Linked DNA regions of Mus musculus: region 1 is linked to region 2. Evidence: chromatin loops called from intact Hi-C (ENCODE). Cell type or tissue: gastrocnemius. All regions are shown on one strand.

What was found. A loop is a pair of places that touch in the nucleus more often than their neighbours do. Peaks named below come from ENCODE experiments on the same cell type or tissue, not always from the same donor. Only the 100,000 strongest peaks of a DNase experiment are listed, where the experiment ranks them.
Region 1: a loop joins it to region 2, with 3 times the contacts of the local background. A loop is called at or near these places in 9 of 42 quality-filtered maps.

The regions. Positions count from the first base shown.
Region 1 is chr15:27,720,571-27,728,570 of GRCm38, reverse strand. No RefSeq gene overlaps it. Among named protein-coding and RNA genes, the nearest start is that of Otulinl, 43 kb to the right of the region's middle. In gastrocnemius, no CTCF peak of the experiment used is centred here; no DNase peak of the experiment used is centred here.
Region 2 is chr15:27,300,825-27,308,824 of GRCm38, reverse strand. No RefSeq gene overlaps it. Among named protein-coding and RNA genes, the nearest start is that of Gm36899, 160 kb to the left of the region's middle. In gastrocnemius, no CTCF peak of the experiment used is centred here; no DNase peak of the experiment used is centred here.

The DNA of each region.
Region 1 (8,000 bases), 420 kb before region 2:
CACTGAATAGCAATCACTTGTATTATTCAAGGAAGAGTTGATCGAGCTGTGTCTGGTTATTCCATCAATCCAGGGAAGAGAGCTCATGCTTGCACTTCAGCTATGGGTTTTGTCCTAGGCCAGCTCTGACATCCAGGTAACTGATGAAGGCACCAAAATCTGGTGGCCTCTGGCAATTCAACCCTCTCTTGGTGTTCTGGAGCCAAAAGCTGATGGCCTCCGGCAGGACCCCAAACTGTGGGATGGTATCACCCACATAAAGGCCATGTCTTCCCCTCTCAGTCAAACCTCCCTGGAAACACAAGACTACTCAGAGGCGTGTCTCCTCGGTGATTCCTAATCCATCAGAGTTAACAATGAGAATAATATCAATGTACTTCTCTGCAGTACTCCCTCTCCCAGTGGCGGTTGCTTTGAATGTCTCATCTCTACATTGGGAGCTATGATGTCATCCTTCTCACTTGTCTATTTGCAACAATCAAACACGGTTTAAAAACTAATGAAAAGGAAAGGGTAATTGTCTTAGTTAGCTGTGAACAGACACTGTGACCAATGCAACTCTAGTTAGTGTTTACTGCTGTGAACAGACACCATGACCAAGGCAACTCTTATAAGGACAACATTTAATTGGGGCTGGCTTACAGGTTCAGAGATTCAGTCCATTATCAAGGTGGGAGCATGACAGCATCCAGGCAGGCATGGTGCAGGAGGAGCTGAGAATTGTACATCTTCATCTGAAGGCTGCTAGCAGAATACTGGCTCCCAGGCATCTAGCACAAGGCTCTTAAAGCCCACACCCACAGTGACACATCTACTCCAACAGGACCATACCCTCTAATAGTACCACTCCCTGGGCCGAGCATATACAAACCATCACAGTAATTATAGATGCTTTTATTCTCTCCCTTGTCTGTTCTTCCTATTTGGTTCCCTAGATCTCTTCCTATATCCTTTCTACTTAGAAGGATACATGTCATCTGTCATTGAGGGGCATTCTGATGACAATAATCCTTAAAGTTTTCCTTCCTGGAAAAATATCTTTATTATCCCTTGATTTTTAACAACATTCTTGCTCAATTTTGACAGTCTTTCTTTAGCACTTGGAAAATACCATGCCACTTCCTACAGGCCTTCATGGCTTCCAGTGACAAATCAGCTGTCACTCATTTTTATCTCTTCTGCCTCCTACAATTTTCTGTTAAGTACATCTATTGAGTTTGTTATATTTTAAGTTCTAAAATTTTATTTGAGTTTCCTTTATAGCTATTTTCTTGCTTAAGTTTTCTATTCATTTCTCTCAGCCACACTCATAATTTTTCATTGCAGGATTTTTTTTTTTTTTTTTTTTTTTTAGTGTGGCTGCCTAAAGATTTTTGTCAGAAAAATCTCACATGCCTAACTCAGTGTTGGTATTGACTGTTCATCTTTTTATTTCAGTTGGGATTCTTCTGGTTGAATTATTTTACTTTTAAATGGGGAGGTTTGGGGCATTAGATTGTAGTATTCTTATAGAAACCTGATTTAATCGGCTTTCTCAGACACCACTTCAGCAGGAAAGGGCAGACTCTTACTAGGCTCCTAGTACCATAGAGGGTGAAGATTGTTATAGGACCGCCAAGTGATGATGCAAAGGGTAACTGCACCAAGCCTCCTCTGGTGCTACTCTGTCATTAGAGAGGATGGATGTGCTGTTGTGGGTGGGTGGAATCAAAACTATAAGCTCCCCCCACAGTCTTCTCTGGTACCAGTAAGAGCAGACACTCTGCCTGGCAGAGTGGTACTGAGCCACAGCAAGAAAGTCCAATTCTTCTCCCACCGGGGTTCCCAACCAAAAGCAAACGGGTTTCAAGGAAGTGTTTCTACCAATTACCAGGCTCAGGAGTCTCTGAGCCCTTCCCCAGCTTCCTTGCAGTCAGTCGCAAGTACAGTATGTCTGCACTTTAGCCATGAAGGACTTCCTCGGTTGGCACCTGAGCTGTCTCTTACCAGCCAAGCACAGAGGAACCCAAGGCACAAGTACACTACATCTCTCTGCCAACTGCAAAACTCAGTGCTAAAAACAAAAAATTGAAGAGAGCTGTGCAGAAATCCCGGGGCCTTCTGCAACAGCTAGCTCCACCTCTGTACCAGCGTCTACTTCCTGTCTGTGTAGGATCTGCCCTTCACATCCTATGGGGGCCCAAGTAACTCTTCCTTGGAGTCCCCTTCGTGAGTACAACACCCAGTAAAGCCTCATTTGGATGCTATTGCTTCTCTCATCGTGATTTCTGTTTTGAATTGAGCAAGAGAGTCTGGTTAACCTCATTGCCTAAACCTAGAAACACAAAGAGCTAGCGACACACCAAAATGAGCTGGTGATGTCGGCACGAGCGATGCTTTGCCCATTCCTAATGTCCCTCTTGAGTCAAGCAAAGAATATAGGCTGCTTGTACTGGCTCCCCACTTGGCATCGTCAAGCACAATCAGGGATTTCGTGCCTCATTCAGGCAGGGCAGGGGTAAAGTTGTGGCTCTGCATTTGTCTACTTGTTGTGTTGAAACTGCACTTTCTGCTTTGATGTGTTGCCAGAGAAGGGTAGCCACTCAGCCGTTGCCTGAAAACTCCTTAGCAGTTGGGCCTCATCCTTAGTGCAGGCGCAGGCTTTGTGGGGTCCTTTGGTCTCCACCAGTTGTCACTTCCAGGCTGCTGGCTACTTCAGCTCCAAGTATGGGCAGATGCCACAAAAAGAAATCTCGAAGACCTGAGGTCTCTGGGTACTCTGCATCTTCTCCTCACTTTGCAGAGATTTCCTGCACTCTTCACAGACAAAGCCCAGGGCTGTTTGTTGGAGTCAACAGGAGAAGGAAAGAGAATGTGAACTCTGTCCTCCCAGACGCTGAAGTCTAGGATCAGACTCGCTCTTGAAGCTTCATAGCTTTAGGGTTATATGACATCTACTTCCTAAGACACGTGACCTGCTTGGTTTTCTTTTCACAGTAGGCACTACAGTGGTGAGTGTCAGAAGTTAAGCTCTGCAATCATCTGCTATCTGGTAACTTCTGGAGACTTATTTCATATAGAAATCCTACTTAGCCATTAACACTTGCTCATAATACCCAGAGCATAATGATGACAGACAGGAAATGAGAGACTAGACAGGCCAGTGAGCACCATGATTACTGCACACAGTACACAGTGAGGACACATGCATGGGGACTCGTTGCCTCTGATCTTGAAAAGGATCTGGAAGGAGGGAGAAGAAGACAACGGACTTAAATGATTGCTAAAACAGACAGTACAAAGGACTGTCTCACAGAGGTCTGAGACAACAGTTGAGCTGGGCCTTGAAGAGAAGCAGAACCTCCAGAGAGGAAGCAGGCATCACACCATTGGGTCTGTGGTTTGCTATAGAGGGCGGGACTCTTGGGAGACTGGATCTGACAGGATTTGCTTCCTCAGCTATCTCTCCTGATACCATTTCTTCTTCACCATTCAGGAGCGTTACAGTGTTATCTTTTGCTCTGTCTGTCGCTCCTCTGCTGGCAGCTCAGCTCAGGGCTTCTGTTCAGGTCTGTCAAGCTCCTCTCATCTACCTCCTAGTGCAAGATACAGGTTTGGCATTCAAAGGCTCTTGTGAATGTTCAAGGAAAAGAACAGAGTATAGCAAGCTGATGTCAGCACCAGCATTAGAGGAAACACACTTTGCACTGCTATTGAAAGCTGAGAGCCTCTTCCTCCGGTGGGGTCTACCCACCGGTTCTTTATGACTCCACTTATTCCTGTTAAGGAGCTCAAATAGCAACGACTGTGTCAGAATGCCTGGTAGGAAGCAGGGCGGGAGACACACTGGGCTGATAGCTGGGGAACTGCTTAGGATGCACGGGGCCCATTTCCATCCTGACTTTTCATTGTTTACACCAAGAGAGAAAAGATACAAAGCATCTAGGGGTTTTTTGGTTTTTGTTTTTTTCAAACACGGAAACCATCTTGTAGTACAAGACCCTCCTACACAATGGATTTTCGCCAGAGCTCACCAAAGAAGACAGGAAGTCAGAGGACCTCGATTTCCTGTTTCAGTTTTTATGGCTGAGCAGACAAACAGGAGGCATAAAGGAGCGGTGAGCAGACCCCACCCTCACTTGCCTGAACTGTGGCCTGACCTGGTTTCTCTGAGGCACCTCCTCTTCCCACAAGTTTCCCTTGAGCCACCTCAGTTACTGTATCCCATTCTGTGCGACAGTGATACAAGCTATCACAAAATCCGTGCTTTCACAGGGGCCAGTATCCAGGGTCAGGATTGGAGGCAGGAGGAGAGGTGCCTGAGAACACCCCTCCCCCGTCAGTCTTCTGAGGTCCAATGGGAGAATTCTGCTCCTTCTGCATTCTTGATGCAGACTTGATGTGTGATCCCTTCCAACCTCAGGGCCAGCACTTCCACGTCTTTCTTTGTCCCATTTTCTCATTGCCTGCATCTAGTCGAATCTGCCCCTGCCTCCCTTTTTGGGTCATCCCCTTTAGGATCATCTGGATAATCCAGAAATTCCCTCCATCTCAAGATCCTTAATCACTTCCTCCTAGGCAGAACCGGTAGAGTTCATTGGTTCTAAAGATTAGGACGCTAATCACTCCTAAGAGGCCACGCCCAGCCTGTCACACCAGCTCCACGCTGACAGCTCCTAGCTCTGTCCCCAGCATGGTTCCCTGACTTCTGGATAACTAATTAACTCTATGTGCACTTCACAGCTCTCCTCCACCCACATGTCAACCCCTCACTGTCATCTTCAGCCAGAAACCTCAGCAACACTGTCTGTCCTCTGTGTCCCCAGCTCTCCACGTTCTAGGTCTATCTTCAAAACAGCCCTCTTGAGAGGAAGGAGATGGCTCAGCGGATAAAGTCCCTGTGTGGAAGTGTGAGGACCAAAGTTTGGATTCCCCCACACAAAAAGGCAGGTATGGATGGGCACCGCCGTGCAAGTTTTAATTATCTCTTTTATGTTAGCATTTTCTTTTTATTATTTAAAACAATTTTTAAGTTTAAACATATTATAATCACATTCTTTTCCTTCCCCCGATCCTCTCCCCTCCCTACCAACCCATCTTTAAGTTTTCCTTAAAAGTTCAGTACGACCCCCCCCCGCCCGCCCCAAGCTAAGGAATAAAAAAACACACCCCAAACAAAAACAAAGACAAAAACAAAACTCATCTCATCAAATTGTGACCAAATAAAAGCACACGCACACATACTCGCTCACACACACTTGCATGCACACACACACACACTCACACATACACACACACCTAAAAGAAAAACTTGTGGAGTCTATTACTCAACTACTCCTGAACATGAGGCCTTCCTCTCCTGGTATACTTGATATACTCTCTGTCACTCTATTGAGGAAAACTGATTTCTCTCTCCCAGCAAGCATAAGTTACAGTTCAATTGTTAACTTTTACCCTAGTGGCTAGGTTTTTATTCATTCGTTCATTCATTCATTCATTCATTCATTTGTTCATTCAAAAAATATAGCAAAATAAAATACAGTAAGATAAAACAAAACTAACACATCAAAGTTGTACAAGAAAAACCAGCAGAAGGAAAAGAGCCCCAAGAGAAGGCACAAGAATCAGAGACCCACTCATTCACATACTCAGGAGTCCCGTAAAAAACACTAAACTGGAAGCCATAATATACACAGAGAAGACCTAGTGCAGACCCGAGCAGGCCCTGCGTGTGCTGCTTCAGTCTCTGTGAGTTTATCTGGGCTACCTCCTGTTGATTCGGAAAGCCTTGTTCTCTGGATGTAAGGGTCACCAATGATGTAAAGGTCATCCCCTCTGGTTCTTAACTGCTTTCTCATCCTCTTCCAATGGGGTTCTCTGGGCTCTGTGGGGGTGGGGGAGGGATTGCCTGGAGACATCCCACTTAGGGCTGAGTGTTCCAAGATCTCCCACTCAGTGATAATGTCTGGCTGTGGATCTCTGTGTCTGTTCCCATCTGCTGCAGGAGGAAGTTTCCTCTGATGATGGCTGAATAAGGCACTGAGCTATGAGTATAGAAAGATGTCATTAGGAGTCATTTACCACTATACTTCTCTCTCCCTCTCCCTCTCCCTCTCCCTCTCCCTCTCCCTCTCCCTCTCCCTCTCCCTCTCCCTCTCCCTCTCCCTCTCCCTCTCCCTCTCCCTCTCCCTCTCCCTCTCCCTCTCCTTCCTCTCTCAGACCAGTATCAGTTATCTAGTCTCAGGCTCCTGATCACCCAAGCGGTGATGGCTATGTGATACATTTACACAATGGAATATCACTCAGCTTTTTTTTTAAAAAATTACATCATGAAATTTGCAGGCAAATGGATGGAACTAGAAAATATATCATGCCGAGTGATATATCCCAGACTCAGAAAGACAAATATGCTATGCAATCACTTACATGTAGATATTAGCTATTAAGTTGATGATAACCAAGCTACAATCCATAGCACCACAGAGGGTGTTGTGCCCATTCCTAGAACCACAAAAGACCACCCAGGAGCTGATTCTGATGCAGTCGCATTAGGGTCTTTATTCAAGCCTTAGCTTGGGCCACACTGTTGTCACTGATGCATCAGAATGGGAGGGTGAAGCCCCAAGCCCAGTCTCAAGCAAGCATTTATAGAGGCAAGCAAGCAAGCAGGGGGATTCCAGCTCTCGGCACACATCTGATGGCTATGATGGAATTGGTTTTCAAGTGATTGGCTGGTGCTGGGAGCCAAACCATAAGCTTTCATAAGTAAAATATCTTTAGGTCCCATGGCAACTTCGGCTTTCCTCCCGATTGTGGTTGTTAGGGAGTGACCTGGAGACTAGTGCTAGGTGCAGGCTTATTGGTTAACTCAAGTTCAACATTAGGTCAGATTCTCTAAGATGGAGCCTGAACCCAAGATGGAGTTGGTTTGGTCTCTCATTGGTAGGCATAAAGTAGTAGAAGGGATAGATTGATCTGATTAGGAAAAGGAAATAGAATAAATTAATACGGATGCAAGGGGGTTTGGAATGGGAGGATCAGCTGAGGTGGGGGAGAGGAGACGGGATTGTGGGAAGAGAAACCTTAATTAAGGGGCATTTGAGGGCTAATGTGGATACCTAATACAGTACAAACTTCCTAAAATATATTCATATACGGAGGTGATCTAAGCAAAATCACCAAATAATGGGAGAAAAAGAGTCCCAACTGACCAACTCCTGTCACTAAAGGAAGCTTCCAAAACCGGGTTTGGCTTACAACTAGTTAAACTGTCGGCCAAAGGGTCCCCAATGTAATCCCAAATCAACACAAGCTGTTGCTCTCCACAAACTGATAGCCAGGCCTCATTTCTGAAGACAGGAGCTACAGTACTCATTGAATATGGAGATGCCAAACTGGTGCCAACATAGAGTCGTCATCGCTACATTCCAGCATCTTTGATACAGGAAGGTTCTTTGCACGTTACCAGATGAGAAGTGCAAACACCAAGTCAGCCACAAGACCTTTTTCCACAATGGTGTATGGCCTACAGGACAGGTTAGGGCAATGGTGGCACAGAGCTTAAGGGAGAAACCAACCATTAACTGATCTGACTTAAAGCCCACTTCATGAGATAGAACCCATATCCGACACTGCTTAAGTGCATGTTATAAATTACAGCGCTTAGGAGGCACAGGCAGGCTGCTCTTCATGAGTTGAAGGCCCGCCCGGTTTACACAGTGAGTTTCAAGCCAGCCAAGGCTATACTGAGGCCCTTGAATCAAACAAAAACAAACTAAGCCAGGTGTGGCGGTGCACATCTATAATCCCAAAACAGAGGAGAGAGAGTCAGGCAGACTGCTGGTTGGCCAGCCAGCAGAGTTAATACTGTCTTGATTCAAAGAGAAACCCTGTCTCAGAAAATAAGGTGAAGCCAGATGTACCTTTAATCCCTGCATTTGGGAGGCAGAGGAAGGTATATCTCTGTGAGTTCAAGGCCAGCCGAGTCTACATATACATATAAAGTTTCAGGCTAGTCAGTG
Region 2 (8,000 bases):
GACACCTTATCTGCAGCAAGCAAAGTCTGGGATGTGAGGAAAGATGCTAGCAAGCCTCCCAAGTTGCTTCCTTCAGGAAACGGAATTATCTTCATATCCAAGCAGAGCAAGAGACATAAGAGAAAGCAGATTTCCTTACACCTTTCGTTTGTTTCAGTTAAAATGTATCTTGCTTCATTCAGCAAAGATTTGGTTGCATTTTATTGCTTGCAGGATGAATTTTCTTTTTAAAGCCATAGGGGGGTTGGAATAGAAGGCATATGCCTTTCTTTGTTACTTTTCTGCTGCTGTGAAAAGACACCATGTCCTAGACACCTTATAAAGATAAAATTTAATTGGGAGTGAAAGACCTCCGAAGGGAGACCCTCACTCAAGTCTTGGGATAATAGCAGACCCCAAAGAACTCACAAGAGGCCAAGCTTGATGCAAACCACATGAGGCTTTATTCGGGGAAAGCCAGAGCTCTGGGGACGACTTATATCCCACGCAGGGGTAGAGGAGTCGACCTGGAGGGGAAAGAGGTCCCAGTTTTTATAGGCCCTCAGGGGGGAAAGGAGAAGGGGGAGAGTAGGGGACTACCCAATCTAAACAATGTCTATTCTCAAGAATGGGTATGGGAGGGGTACAAGGAAAGAATCTGGTGCAGGTGCAGCAACTCCGGATTGGCCCTGGCTGTGGTTGCTGGGGAGATTTTCCGACTCTTCCCCAGCAACCAATATCACAAACACCTACCAATGGGCTTCATCAGTGGGCACACACATGGGTTCAAGGAACGGTCAGAACATTGGCAGACACACAGGTTCTAGTTGTGGCCAGAGCATTGTGCACCTCTATTTTTCTAAATCAGTGAAGCTAGTTCTGCTAACAGTGAAATCTATTTTGCCAATTTCAGGGCTTTTGTGACCTTTTACATTCAGTCAGGATCTTTCAGGAGCTTGCTGAGAGTTTCAGAGGGTGAGTCCTTAATCATCACAGTGGGAAGCAAGACGTCGGACAGGCAGGCAGGGGGGCTGGAACAGCAGCTGAGAGCTTACATCTCATCCACAAACAGGAGGCATTCGAATATGTAGACCTATGGGGCCCATTCTCATTTAAAACACCAGAGCACATCTTCTCTAGAGAGACATTAGCATCTTTGTCTCTTGCCATCTGCAAGATGTCTATCCCAGTGGCTCATCAGTTGGAGACTGATTTTGCCTCTAAGAGGGGGATACCACTTAACACCCACAATTTCCAGCATAGAGTCCCATCCCCAAAACCAGCTGCAAAATGCCACTGCTGCTATTGCTGAAAAACCTTTCCCCACTCCTCCATCCCTTACCCTTCTTCTCTGGTAGCAGCAGTGACTGAAAGGATCAGGGAACAGGTGATGCCGACTATATTTTGCTCTCGGTACCGGAATCAATGGCTACGATTGGTCTGTCTAAAAATCACTGTTATATAATAGTCTGTGTTTATTTAAAAGTATATCCTTTAAAAACATAGAGAGGGTTGTACTCGTTCAGCTCAGGTCTAGACCCTCCTGTGGGTGAGACTTTATGTCTAACTATTAATGAAAAATGAGACCATGAATTTAAAAGAGTGTGTGTTTGTGGGGGGGGGGGGGGAGGGATACATGGGAGGGTTGAGGAGGAAGAAAGAGAAGGGAGATGAGTAAGTAGATTATCAAAGATAAAAGAAAAAAACTCCTTAACGTTAAAAAGAAAAGTTTATGTCCAAGGCACATGGGTCTTCTTCTACTGCTTCTACCCCGAGTTCTTATAATGTAGTCAGCAAACTCACCTTTCTCTTTAAAAAATTCTCATATTAATCAACAATGAAGAAAACAATTTCAAATGGCTCTTTTTTTCTCTTCTCATTTTTATTAGTCCTTTGAGAAGTTAGTGCAACCGATTTTGATTATATCCACCCCTCCCCCAACTCCTCCCAGATCCATCCCCCTTCAGACACCCAACCCAACCCAACCCAACCCAACCCAACCCAACTTTGTCTACTTAAAGCCATCAAGTAGAGTTTATGCTGTTTTTCTCTTAGGTGTGTGGTTGTCACCAGAGGGTGGCCTATTTATCAGAAGCTGCACCTTTAAAGAAACCTGACTCTCCCTCTCCCAGTAGCTGTCAACTGCTAATAGTTCTGTAGCTAGTAGTGTGACTTTGAGTCCACGATGGAGTTTTGCCAAAGCCTGCTTAGGTCTTGTGTATGCTATGAATTCATGTGTGTAGCTGCCCTGTTCTGTTCAGAAAACTATATTTCCCTGTAGTCATTCAACACCTATGCCATTTTGCAGTCCTTTTACCCTCTTTTTCCTATGAACCCTGAGCCTTGGTTGGAGGGGATATAGTGATTTCTTTTAGGGCTGAGTATTCTTGAGTCTCTTACTCCATGGATCTTGATTAATTGGGGAGGTTCACAGTTGAATCTATGAGTCAGTTTTAAGACCATGTCAGTTTAGTGTGTTCTCCCCAGGGCCTATGATCTATCTAGCTACAGGTTCTTGCCCCCAATAATGGTGTAAATAGCTCTTAAAAGTCCAAATTTTCCTTTTCTTTTTCAAAATTATGTCACATAAATATTCTGCTCCCCTTCTTTTCTCCAGACCTTTCTATAAAACTCCTTGCTTAATTTCAAATTGATGACCCCTTTCCAATGACAGTTATTACACACACACACACACACACACACACACACACACATGGTGTCTTAGAAGAAGGTGATCATTATCAATCTATTAGGTTACCCATTATTGCATAAAATGATACATAAGGGCTAGTTTCCCTTAAGTATTTCCGTTTCTTGCCTATGTTTGTGTGTGATGTCATCTCATTTACTACAGCCTGTCTCCAGTGTTGTAGAGAAAGGGCGTGATGTGCTTTCTGATAGAACTCTGGGGTACATTGTCTTTTGAGAATGGGGCTTCCTATTTCTTTACTTATGGGGAGTTACTGTGGGCACACACATTCAGAGGAAATGCCATCTTCTAACTGAGGGGCAAGTGACAGTGAGGTCAGGTAGGACTTTTCTAGGTGCTCAGATTGTTCTAGATGTGTTTCTCTAACAGTGCTGGCTTCGTCATCTCCCTGGGAATAAATGTTCAGGATCAGGGAATCCTCATCTCCAATTCTGATTTTCCTGGTTCCCTCTCCTCAGCTGAGTCTGGAAGGTTCTTTACTCTGTCAAACCAATCTCATTTGCCTTCTACCTTTTGGAGATTAGATTTCTGGCCCACTGATGTTTTTCTTTACTTTAAAATGCTGGTTACTTCTATTTGTCCCCTTGGAGCTCCTGTTGGGAGTCAGTGTCTATTATGAGGTCTTTAACAGGTAATTAATTAAGTACTGAGAAGATCTAAGGCCTTCCTTCAGGACTGGGTTGGTTCTCACAGAAGCAGGTTAGCAGTCTTGAGAATGGGGTCTTGTAAAGTGAGGCTGTTCTTTCTCTCACGCTTTGTCCCTTAGATTGTAAAGCCCAAACAATTCCGTTTCTGAAGAAACTCCATTTTGTACCAGACCAGGGGCTAAACTCCAATTCCAGGAAGAAAATAACAGAGTCCTCAGGAGCAAGCATCCTATGACAACACACCGCACTTAGCAACAGCCCGTCAGGCTACAATAGCAGGGTCAAGGTACATTGAGATAGCTTAAGACATCCTGCAGAGAATACACTTAGCCATCCTGTTTGTCAGGTGGTTTGTCCCCATGTTCAGTTCCTGCAGATTACCCCAGAAATGCAGTTTTTAAATACTAACTTGCTGACCTGTATGGAAATTGCACAAGCTTGCTGTAACTATAATACATATATTGCACTCCTAGACTCAGGGCCTCACTCTGACCCGCTGCAACCTTGCTTGCAAACGTGTAATAAAGACCCTTGTGTGTTTATATTGCAATTGGCTCCTCGGTGGTCTTTGGGGGTCCCTGCAACTTGGGTATAACAAGATGTGTTCGGCTTGTCCTTCGGCTCTCTGCCTTGAGCCACAGTGGTGTGAAGTCCTCACCCGATTTTGCCACAGTTGGGATGACCTACATCCTCTCATTGCGCAGAATGTTTGGTGTTGTCTTCTCCATAGCCCGTTACAAGCCTTCTTTATGTAAATGCTTGTCTTTCTTCAAAGGCCCAAAAGACGTTTCTCTGAGATTAGCTTACTAAAACGCAAGCTACAAGGTGGAGGGAAGTCAAGCAGCCCTCGGTGCCAAAGGGCAACCCAAAGGGATGGATTGGGTGTTGTCCCGGTACTGTTTGGTTCAGGTTGGAGGTCATTTGCATAGTAAAGAGCTGGAGTGGGCGTTGTCTTGTTGCTGATTGGTTCAGGCTGGAGGTCATTTGCATAGTAAAGAGCTGGAGTGCGCATTGTCTTGTTGCTGATTGGTTCAGGCTGGAGGTCGTTTGCATAGTAAAGAGCTGGAGTGGGCGTTGCCCTGCTGCTGACTGGATCAGGCTTGAGGCTGTTGGCATAATAAAGAGCTGGCAGCTAGAGCTGGGGGCCAGGCAGAACCTTAGGCAGATGCGGGAGGAAGCAAGAAGGGAGGCAACTAGAAGCAGGCAGTGAGAACCTCTGTCTTAGTTCTATAGCTGTGAAGAGACACTGTGACCAAGGCAATTCTTATGAAAGTAGGCATCTAATTGGGGGTTTACTTACTGTTTTAGAGGTTTAGACCATTATCGTCTTGGCAGGGGCATGGTGCCATGCAGAGCTACACCTGAGAGCTACATCCTGATTGTAAGTAAAAAGAAGAAACGCTGGCCTGGGTGTGGGCTTTTGAAACTCTCAGAGCCCACCCCCAGTGACGCACTTCCTCCAATAAGGCCACACCTCCTAATCCTATCAAAGAGTTCTGCTTCCTGGTGACTAAGAATTCAGAGCACCTCACGTCCCTGTGATGCCTGTGCACAGGTGCTCACAGACCTCCCCTCCTCTCCCCATATCCCCAAACCCTTTTCTGGTATTTCTATAGGCTGGGACAGGAAAGGAGGTAGTCCGTGCAGCCAACCTGCTATCTTGATCACTTTTTATTGTTTTTTTTTCCCTGGTATTCTTCAAAAGATTGAGGTTGTCTTTTGTGCTTCTACAATGTCTCAGCCCAAAAGTTACCTATTATTGATGGTCAGGTTCCAAGCATCAGATGGCAATTTGCAGCCTTGCGGCTTAAAGGCAGGAGAGATAAAGCTACCAGAACGTAATGATTCACAGTAATGAGGTTTCGTCTGAAGAGCAAAATGGACAACTGGGGACCCTGGCTTCTGTTCTCTGGTTTTGGAATGCCTTTACACTGGGAGCACAGGACTGCGGCTGCCGCTTTGGCTGATGTTCACAGACTCTACAGCGCAGTGTCTGCTTGATGGATGTTTTCTCATTGCTGGTGGTAATTCTACAGTGGCGGATTCACCAGTTAGCAGGACTTTGCCGTTTGCTTCTAATATCTATTTCCTCCTCCGGATAAATCATCATCTTATGAGAAAGTAAAAAGGTAGAAAATATTGGTCATGAAAGGATTTGGATCATATTTAACTCAGACAATGAAAAAGTTTCTTCCTTAATTCAATAACTGTCTGGAACCACAACTTAAGATTGCCAGTGGCTTTGTAGACATGCCCAGATAGTTAGATTGTAAACCACCCAGGAGCTTGGGGGATTTGTGTTAAATTCTTGCCCTGGGCTGACATGTTGAACCTAGAAGTTAACTGTAGATCAAGAAAAGAAGAGGAGGTGTGTGTGTGTGTGTGTGTGTGTGTGTGTGTGTGTGTGGTGGAACTCAACAACTTTGTCAAACCCAATCTTGTTTTTCTTTCTTTTGGCTTTTCTATTATATTTTTCTGTTCTTACATTACCTACAGGCAAGCTTGGGTACAATGCTATCATACTCAGATGAAGGGCACAGGGAGCTATGACATCATTCAGCTACTCCATCGCTCCCATAGAGAGGAGGGCAGTTTATTCTCTGGGTTTGCTTTGTTTAGTTTTGGAGGCAAGATCTCAAGGCTGGCCTTGAACTCACTACATAACCAAGGATGCCCTCACATTCTAATTTTCTTATCTTTTCCTCCCACGAATTAGGATTAGGTGTGCACCACCACACTGTTTTATGTTGTGCTAGAGATCAAACCCAGGGCTTCATGCATACTAGACAAGCACATAGGAGCTATAACCCCAGCTTCAAGTGGTTGGGCTTGAATTACATCCCTGCATATCAGACACTGAGGGTCATGGATAAGTTGCTACTTGTTCATCTCTGTTTGAAGGTCCTTTCTCTACTAACAGTTAGAGAATAGGTTACACAATGTTTAGACTCGTGTACGTGTACGTGTGTGTGTGTGTGTGTGTGTGTGTGTGTGTGTTTATAATGTAAAGGACTAAGGATCAACACTATGAATTGAGTGTATTCATATTCATACCACATTCACCTGTAGGGATAAGACCCAGGAGCCAATGGCAGAGAGGTTCTCAGGTGAACTCCTAGGTTTGGTTCTCCTGGACAATTGTTTACATGGAGTTTTTGATTAAGATTTTATGAGAAACCAGCATCTGTGAAAGGAAGATGAGGTCTGGGAGAAATGAGCAATGGAATTAGGCTGTAGGTATAAGAAACTCTTTCCATTGCTACTTTCTCTGGGAAAAGATGGCGGGTCTTTTTCTCTGCTTTCTCGGTTGCTGGGTTTGGGTTTTCCCAGAAAGCGATACAGCAGGAAGGAGTGGCTTTTAGCATCTGGGAACAAGAGGGCTCATGTCAGCAGGCAGGATGTCTACTGATTGACTCTTACAAATTAAGGCAAAACCTTCATGGAAGGGTGACCTGGCCAGCACATCCCTATTTATAGTCAGAGCAGAGTTGCTAGTGGGAAAGACATTTGTCATGGAAGGAGATAAAGAACAAGTGCCACACTTTTTCTGGGGGTAATGGTCACAGGATGGGACAATGTGAACTCTTCTGCTGAACTGACATCTCAGCTCAGCCTTTGTTTCTGCCATTTGACAAAGGATAAAGCAGTTTAAACCAGGAAGCAAGTCACACCCAGAGCTACAGTGTTCTAAGCGTCCTATAAAATGAAGACGGCAGACGGATGGTTTTAGTTGTAGAGTATAATTTAGCTCAAGGGTGAGAGACAGAACTACAAGTGGTTACTAGGCTGAACATACATGAAAAACATGTCAGTGACAGGTGAGTGGGGTATGAGCCCAAGACATCACTGTGCCTTGCTGACAGTAAAAGTCTAAGGCATTCTCTTTAGAGACCTTTGCTCAGGCAAGGAAGGGTCCTTTTCTTATTTAAAAACAAAAACCAAAACAAGCCAACTTATTCACTTTACATCCCACCCACTGCCCCTCTCCTGGTCACCCTCTTCCATAATCCTCCCACCCCCTCCTGCCCCCCCCTCCTTCCTCTGAGAGGGTGGGGGGGGGTCTTAGATATTTCCCTCACCCTTGCAGACCAAATCTCTGTGAAGCTAGGCTTATCCTCTCCCACTGAGGCTGGACATGGCAGCCCAGCTAGAAGAACATATTCCACATACAGGCAGCAGCTTTTGGGATAGACCCTGTTCCAGTTGTTTGGGACCCACATGAAGACAAAGTTACATATCTGCTACATACGTGCAAGGATGTCTAGCCCATGTATATTCTTTGGTTGGTGGTTCAGACTCTCAGAGCCCCAAGGGTCCAGGTTAGTTGATGGTGTCGGTCTTCCTGTGGAGTTCCTGTCCCCTTTGGAGCCCCAAGGAAGGGATTCTTAACTCATCAAAGAAAGGAATTTCAGGAAGAGTCGTTCTGAAGCAGAGCTGGGATTTATTAGGAGGAACATAGAACACAGATTTTTAAGTGAGCAGCAATCGAAAGAAAGAAATACCCAAAGAGAAAATAAGGAACGCTTGACGACATGGTGTGGGCTTCCTCAGAGGTCCTTAGAGTAGCCATGTGGCTGTTTGCGGTGGCTTCTGAAGTTACATATCATAGGAACTTTATACATGGCATCTCAGGGTGGTTCCTGATGCAGTCTGGGTGGTAACTG